2 separate regions of the Mus musculus genome follow, and region 2 is linked to region 1. Evidence: chromatin loops called from intact Hi-C (ENCODE). Cell type or tissue: left cerebral cortex. All regions are shown on one strand. Links, peaks and the distances in the headings refer to the core of each region. The heading gives the core; the rest is flanking DNA.

Evidence for each region. Hi-C counts contacts between places; a loop is a spot of excess contacts. Peaks named below come from ENCODE experiments on the same cell type or tissue, not always from the same donor. Only the 100,000 strongest peaks of a DNase experiment are listed, where the experiment ranks them.
Region 2: it touches region 1 in a loop (3-fold over the local background); 2 of 42 quality-filtered maps call a loop at or near these places.

Annotation. Positions count from the first base shown.
Region 1 is chr16:38,366,652-38,369,566 of GRCm38, reverse strand. It overlaps Popdc2 (popeye domain containing 2), which reads right to left. Exons shown (of 4, transcript NM_001081984.2): 2 at 1-83. Among named protein-coding and RNA genes, the nearest start is that of Popdc2, 5.9 kb to the right of the region's middle. In left cerebral cortex, for the core only: no CTCF peak of the experiment used is centred there; DNase peaks (open chromatin) are centred at 431 and 1,110; H3K27ac peaks cover 329 bases.
Region 2 is chr16:38,438,117-38,441,031 of GRCm38, reverse strand. It overlaps Gm36333 (a long non-coding RNA gene), which reads right to left. Exons shown (of 2, transcript XR_384843.4): 2 at 349-718. Among named protein-coding and RNA genes, the nearest start is that of Gm36333, 6.4 kb to the right of the region's middle. In left cerebral cortex, for the core only: no CTCF peak of the experiment used is centred there; a DNase peak (open chromatin) is centred at 1,637.

The DNA of each region.
Region 1 (2,915 bases), core at 96-2,595:
GCAGTGATTCCCATTCAGGAGAGTCCATGAACTGATACGGAAAGATGTAGTGCAGAAACTGCCCGTCTTGGCTCACTCGAACCCTGACAAAGGAGAGAGGAGACTGAATGGGGAAGGGCAGTGGCCGCTCTCTGCAGAAACTGCCTATTTTCTGAGTAGCTGAAACCCTCCCGCAGAAGTACTCAGCTAGACTGTGGGGAGCCAGAGCAGGTATGGCCCAATTAAAGATGGAGATGAAGCTCACACGGTCCTCGTCCTGTACGTGTTTTTCTATTCCACAGTGCAGGACCAGAGTCTTGGGGATGGGGAGTGGGTAGTAAGAACACTTGGGGGGCCTAGCAGCGTGGTCTATGTGTACATGAGTCTAGCGTAGCATCAGATCATGTGTGTATGAGCTCATGGGTGGCCACTCAACAGGTGGGAGGCTGTGGCAGGAGGACTGCTATGAGTGTGAAGCCAGCCTGGCTTACATCATAAGTGCCAAAGCAGAAAGGACTAGAGTGAGATCCCGTATCACCACTACCATCCCCCAACACCCCACAGACCCAATACACACCCCAAAGAAGGAGGAGTAGAAAAGGAAGGGATAAAAAGAGGAAAAGGAAGGAAGGAAGGAAGGAAGGAAGGAAGAAGGAGACAAAATCTCCTGAAAAACCCTTACGCATGAGCTTTTCTCAAAGCAATTAAAAAACATCTCTGTAGGTGAGTTATGGACATTATTAATTTAAAAATCTCCCCAGTAATCCCGTTATGTATCCAGGATGAAAAACCACCGTCAGGGGCTCTGCTGTGCACTAACCACATGTGGCTATTTCAATTGAGAGTTACATTCATTAAAAGTAAATAGTTAACAGTCGGTCCAGTTACTCCGTCACACTAATTGCACCCCAAAGCACGTGTGGTCTGGGGCTGCGGTATGGCACAGCGTGGATGTAGAATGTCTCTGTTGCCATGGGAGGTGCTGCTCTGCCTTTCCCCTTCCAGGCGGGCTGCATGAGGAGCAGCGGGCAGGACAGCTCATGTTTGCAAGATAGCATGTGAGGAAGGCAGACGGATGCTCCCAGTGTGCCTGCCCACTGAGTCATCGTGGTGATGGACATGACTGGTTTTCTTTCTGAGTTTTACTGCCAAGGAAACAGATGGTCAGGAAAAGTGCGTGGGGAGTGTACTGGCTAATTTTGTGTCAACTTGACACAGCTGGAGTTATCACAGAGAAAGGAGCTTCAGTTGAGAAAATGCCTCCATGAGATCCAAGTGTAAGGCATTTTCTCAATTAGTGATCAAGGGGGAAAGGCCCCTTGTGGGTGGGACCATCTCTGGGCTGATAATCTTGGTTCTATAAGAGAGCAGGCTGAGCAAGCCAGGGGAAGCAAGCCAGCAAGGAACATCCCTCCATGGCCTCTGCATCAGCTCCTGCTCCCTGACCTGCTTGAGTTCCAGTCCTGACTTCCTTTAGTGATGAACAGCAATGTGGAAATGTAAGCTGAATAAACCCTTTCCTCCCCAACTTACTTCTTGGTCATGATGTTTGTGCAGGAATAGAAACCCTGTCTAAGACAAATTGGTACCAGCGTAGTGGGGTATTCCTGTGACAACCTGACCATGTTTTGGGGAGGACTGTGGAAGGACTTTGGAACTTTGGGCTTGAAGATCCATTCATTGTTAAGAGCTATGTTAGATGTTGTGTAGAAGCTTGGAAGGTAATGTTGAGAACAGTGCAGAAGATGGAGGTCTAGCTTGTGAAATTTCAGAGGGAAAATTAAAGACTCTTTTCAGGGCCATTGCTGTTTTGATTGTGAAGATTCTATAGTTCTGGTTAGCTGGGGCTGAAGAATCAGCTGTGATTAACAAGATACCAGAACTACCAAAGCAAAACCTTTGCATTACTGGGATTATTGATGCTGGTTAGCTGGAGCTAAGAAATTAGCGGTGATTCAGAAGAGACCAGCATCATTGAGGTGGCATCTTCTGGGAAGTGTTTTCTGAAAGCACAAAGGGGCTGTGTTCCAGAGATAGCCAAGGTTGTACTCCTGCTGCAGCGGGACTTGGTAATATGTAAGGGTCACCCAGGTGGTACTGCTTTTGAAGGCATGAAGGGGTTACACAGAGCAACTGAGGCTCGGCACTGTGAGAGGCCATGGAAGGCCATTGGTGAAGGTGCAGCCTCAGTTGCAATTGACGGCCCAGGACTGAAGGGGTCATGCAGTGTTTTGGAGATGCCAGTACCATGAGATGACCACCAAGAGCAGCAGCAGCAGTGGAGTACAGGCATCTGGAGCCTAGAGGACGACGCGTGTGCTACAAAGGGCATGGCTGGAGAAGTGACCCAAGCCCTTGGAGGAGCCCAGAAGATCGTGAGTTGGATCCCAGACATTGGATGGTTGGAGATTGATTTTTGTTTTTGATTGTGACTGTGCCCTGATATTTTTCCTCTTGAAGGAAGAAACCATTTTAGTGGAGCCCACAGTTAAGAGACTTAATTGTAAAAAGACTTTGGATTTTAAAAGAGATGGATATTTTAAAGAGATTGAAATTTTAAGAATATGTAAAGACTGTGGGACGTTTAAAGTTATTTAGACCTTGGGGATGAATAAGAATGTAAGGGTTGAGGCTTACTAATGATGTGTTTGTGTGTCAAGTTGACAAGGGGTCAATTGTACTGGCTAGTTTTGTGTCAAGTTGACACAGCTGGAGTTATCACAGAGAAAGGAGCTTCAGTTGAGGAAATGCCTCCATGAAATCCAACTGTAAGGCATTTTCTCAATTAGTGATCAAGGGGGAAAGGCCCCTTGTGGGTGGGACCATCTCTGGGCTGGTAATCTTGGTTCTATAAGAGAGCAGGCTGAGCAAGCCAGGGGAAGCAAGCCAGCAAGGAACATCCCTCCATGGCCTCTGCATCAGCTCCTGCTTTCTGA
Region 2 (2,915 bases), core at 150-2,649, 71 kb before region 1:
CGTAGCGTTTGAGGTTAAGGTGGGCTTCCTGGATCCCTCAGCCTTGAATGTAGGAGCCCTGAAAGCTGGTGCTTTTCTCTTGCTTTGAAGACATGCTGCTAGCCGTGCATCTAGAACTAAGGAAGACATGCTCTGATGCTGTGCAGAAAACTGCCTTTGAGCTGCCTCTGCTCCCGGGGCCGTCCTCTGGGCTTCCCATCATCAGGACCAATGGAAGGTGGGGTGATGTTGCTTGGCCTCCAGGGCTGCTGGGAGGTTGTGTACCCCCACACTAGGTAACAATGGGGTCCCTGGTGTCAGCTCTTCAGATTAAAACCTCTGCTCTGCTACTTGGTGCAGACTGGGGAATAGTATTTAACCTGGTTCCACCTTTATTCCCACATACGTACAGTGGAGACAGTGACGTCACCTGCCTTGTGGACTGTGTGTTTTGCATGCAGTAGTATCTGACGGGTGACACATTCAAGGGGAGAGTAGGAATGTGAAACTGTGCTGTGTCGTGTTAGTGACATCTCTTTTAAGAGCATATCTGGTGTCTTCTCTCTGCTGGCAGGTGATGGAGTGGGAGCCGCAGGGAGATCCCCAGGCATACGACTTCAAGCCAGTTCCTTCCACCACTTGGGAAACTTTTGATTCAATCCACAGGACCCACAGGGTTTTGTTTTCCCGAGGGTGTTTCTTGGTTCTGCCTTGCAGTTTTGCATCATCAAACACAAGCCTGCAGAGAGTCACAATTGTTAGTTTTTTTCAATACCAAACTCTCATTCCAAAGTTACAAACAAGTTCTCAATCTCTGCATAGTCAGAGCCTTGGAGTCACCTTTCTAGTCCATAAACCCCAACCTGTGACCTTTTTCTGGAGAAATGCAGCCCGGGTCTTCATCTATTTTGGGAGGGAAATGGAAATATTGTTTTAAAAATGAAGCCGGGTGGTGGTGGTGCACACCTTTAATCCCAGCACTTCGGAGGCAGAGGCAGGCAGACTTCTGAGTTCGAGGCCAGCCTGGTCTACAAAGTGAGTTCCAGGACAGCCAGGGCTACACAGAGAAACCCTGTCTCAAAAAAAAAAAAAAAGTTGTGGCTGGGGATGTAGATTATTTTCAGAGCCTTTGTCTAGCATAAGCAAGTCTCAGGTTTAGTTGTCAACAGTGGCCTGGGTATAAAATAGAAGGGGCTCTAAAATTACATGGTGTGGTACAAATGTCATAGGATGCTTTCATTCTCCATAAGACTTTAGCTTGTGTGAAGCAACTTCACCGCATTCTTGTTACTAACTTGTCTCCAAGTTATAGGAAGTAAACTTATTACCAACAAGGATACCATAAGCCTAGGGTGTATTTTAGCCAATTCCTCAAGGCCCAGGAATGCTGTCCCCTGGATGTGTCCCACTTGCACAACAGCTCAGAGACTCAGAGAGCAGCCAGCCCTGGGTGTTATACACAAGAGACACATGACTTAGTGGGTTAAAGCATTGAAAATCCTCCTGTTTCTGGAAAAGAAGAGGTAGAAAGGCTGGATAGGGTCCAGATTCATCTGGCCAATTCCCTACCATTTCAGGTTGTTGTGTTCCCTGCCTAGGTTGCAATTGCTCTTGAGAACTACCAGCAAGGAAGATGAACTGGGTCAGTTGGAGATGGCTCAACTGTCCCTGGCTGTGCTCACTTATTGTGCCTTTGTGCTCCCACGCTGGAATGGCTATTCCTGGTTGTCAGCTGGACTCTAACTGAAATGAACTAAAATCCAGAATTGGAGGGCTCAACTGTGATCCAGATCTTGAGGCTGGAAGATACAAGTTTTTGACCTGGATCTTAGTATGGTGATCTTGAGGCAAAGAGGCTATGAAAAGCTTAGGCCCAGGAAAGGTAGCACACACCTTTAATCCCAGGAGAGTAAGGCAAGGAGATCTCTGAGTTCAAGGTGAGCCTGGGACAAAATAAGCCCCAGATTCAGGCATGGTGGTACACACCTTTAATCTGGGCCACACCTTCTGCTGGAAACCTACAGAAGGACATTGGAAGAAGGAAGGTTTGCTGCTTGCATTTACTCTTGGAATCTACTCCTACAGAAATCCAGCTGAAACAACCAGCCTCAGGGGACTGAGAAACTACTACATTCTTGGACTTCCCATTGGTAGCTGACCATTGTTGGGGAATTGGACTACAGACTGTAAGTCATCATAATAAATTTCCTCAATATAGAGAGACATTCCATAAGTTCCATGACTTTAGAGAACCCTGACTAAACTAATATATGCATGCACTCTCGAGCGCGCGCGCACACACACACACACACACACACACAAACATTTATACACATGCTCATATGTAGGGCATACAGAGTATCAGGAGTGAAGACTTCAATGTCCTACCCTCAGCTCAAATTGGAGAGGATCCTAGGGGAAAATAGCCTCCTGAGGTGTTGTAGGATGAGTGCATTTAGGTTTGGACCCCAAAACTTTATGATATGGTCTAAGCATCCAGGAAACAAGAATGAGGAAGCTCTAAGATACTTCCATTAGCTTGAAAAGCAGTGTTTGAAAGGTTTAGGGGGAGAGGGAGAGCTGGCGAGATGGCTTAGTGGTTAAGAGCACTGACTTCTCTTCCGAAGCTCCTGAGTTCAATTCCCAGCAAGCACATGGTGGCTCACAACCATCTGTAATGAGATCTGATGCCCTCCTCTGGGGTGTCTGAAGACAGCCACAGTGTACTTACATATAATAAATAAATCTTGAGAGAGAGAGAGAGAGAGAGAGAGAGAGAGAGAGAATGGTTTGTGGGGCTGGAGAGATGGCTCAATGGATTCAGTTGCTTCCACTAAACCTGATGATGTGAGTTCGATCCCAGGGTCTCGTAAGGTGGAAGTGTCCATGATTCGCTGAATGACACCCAGGACTCAAATAGTATATAAACTCAAAGA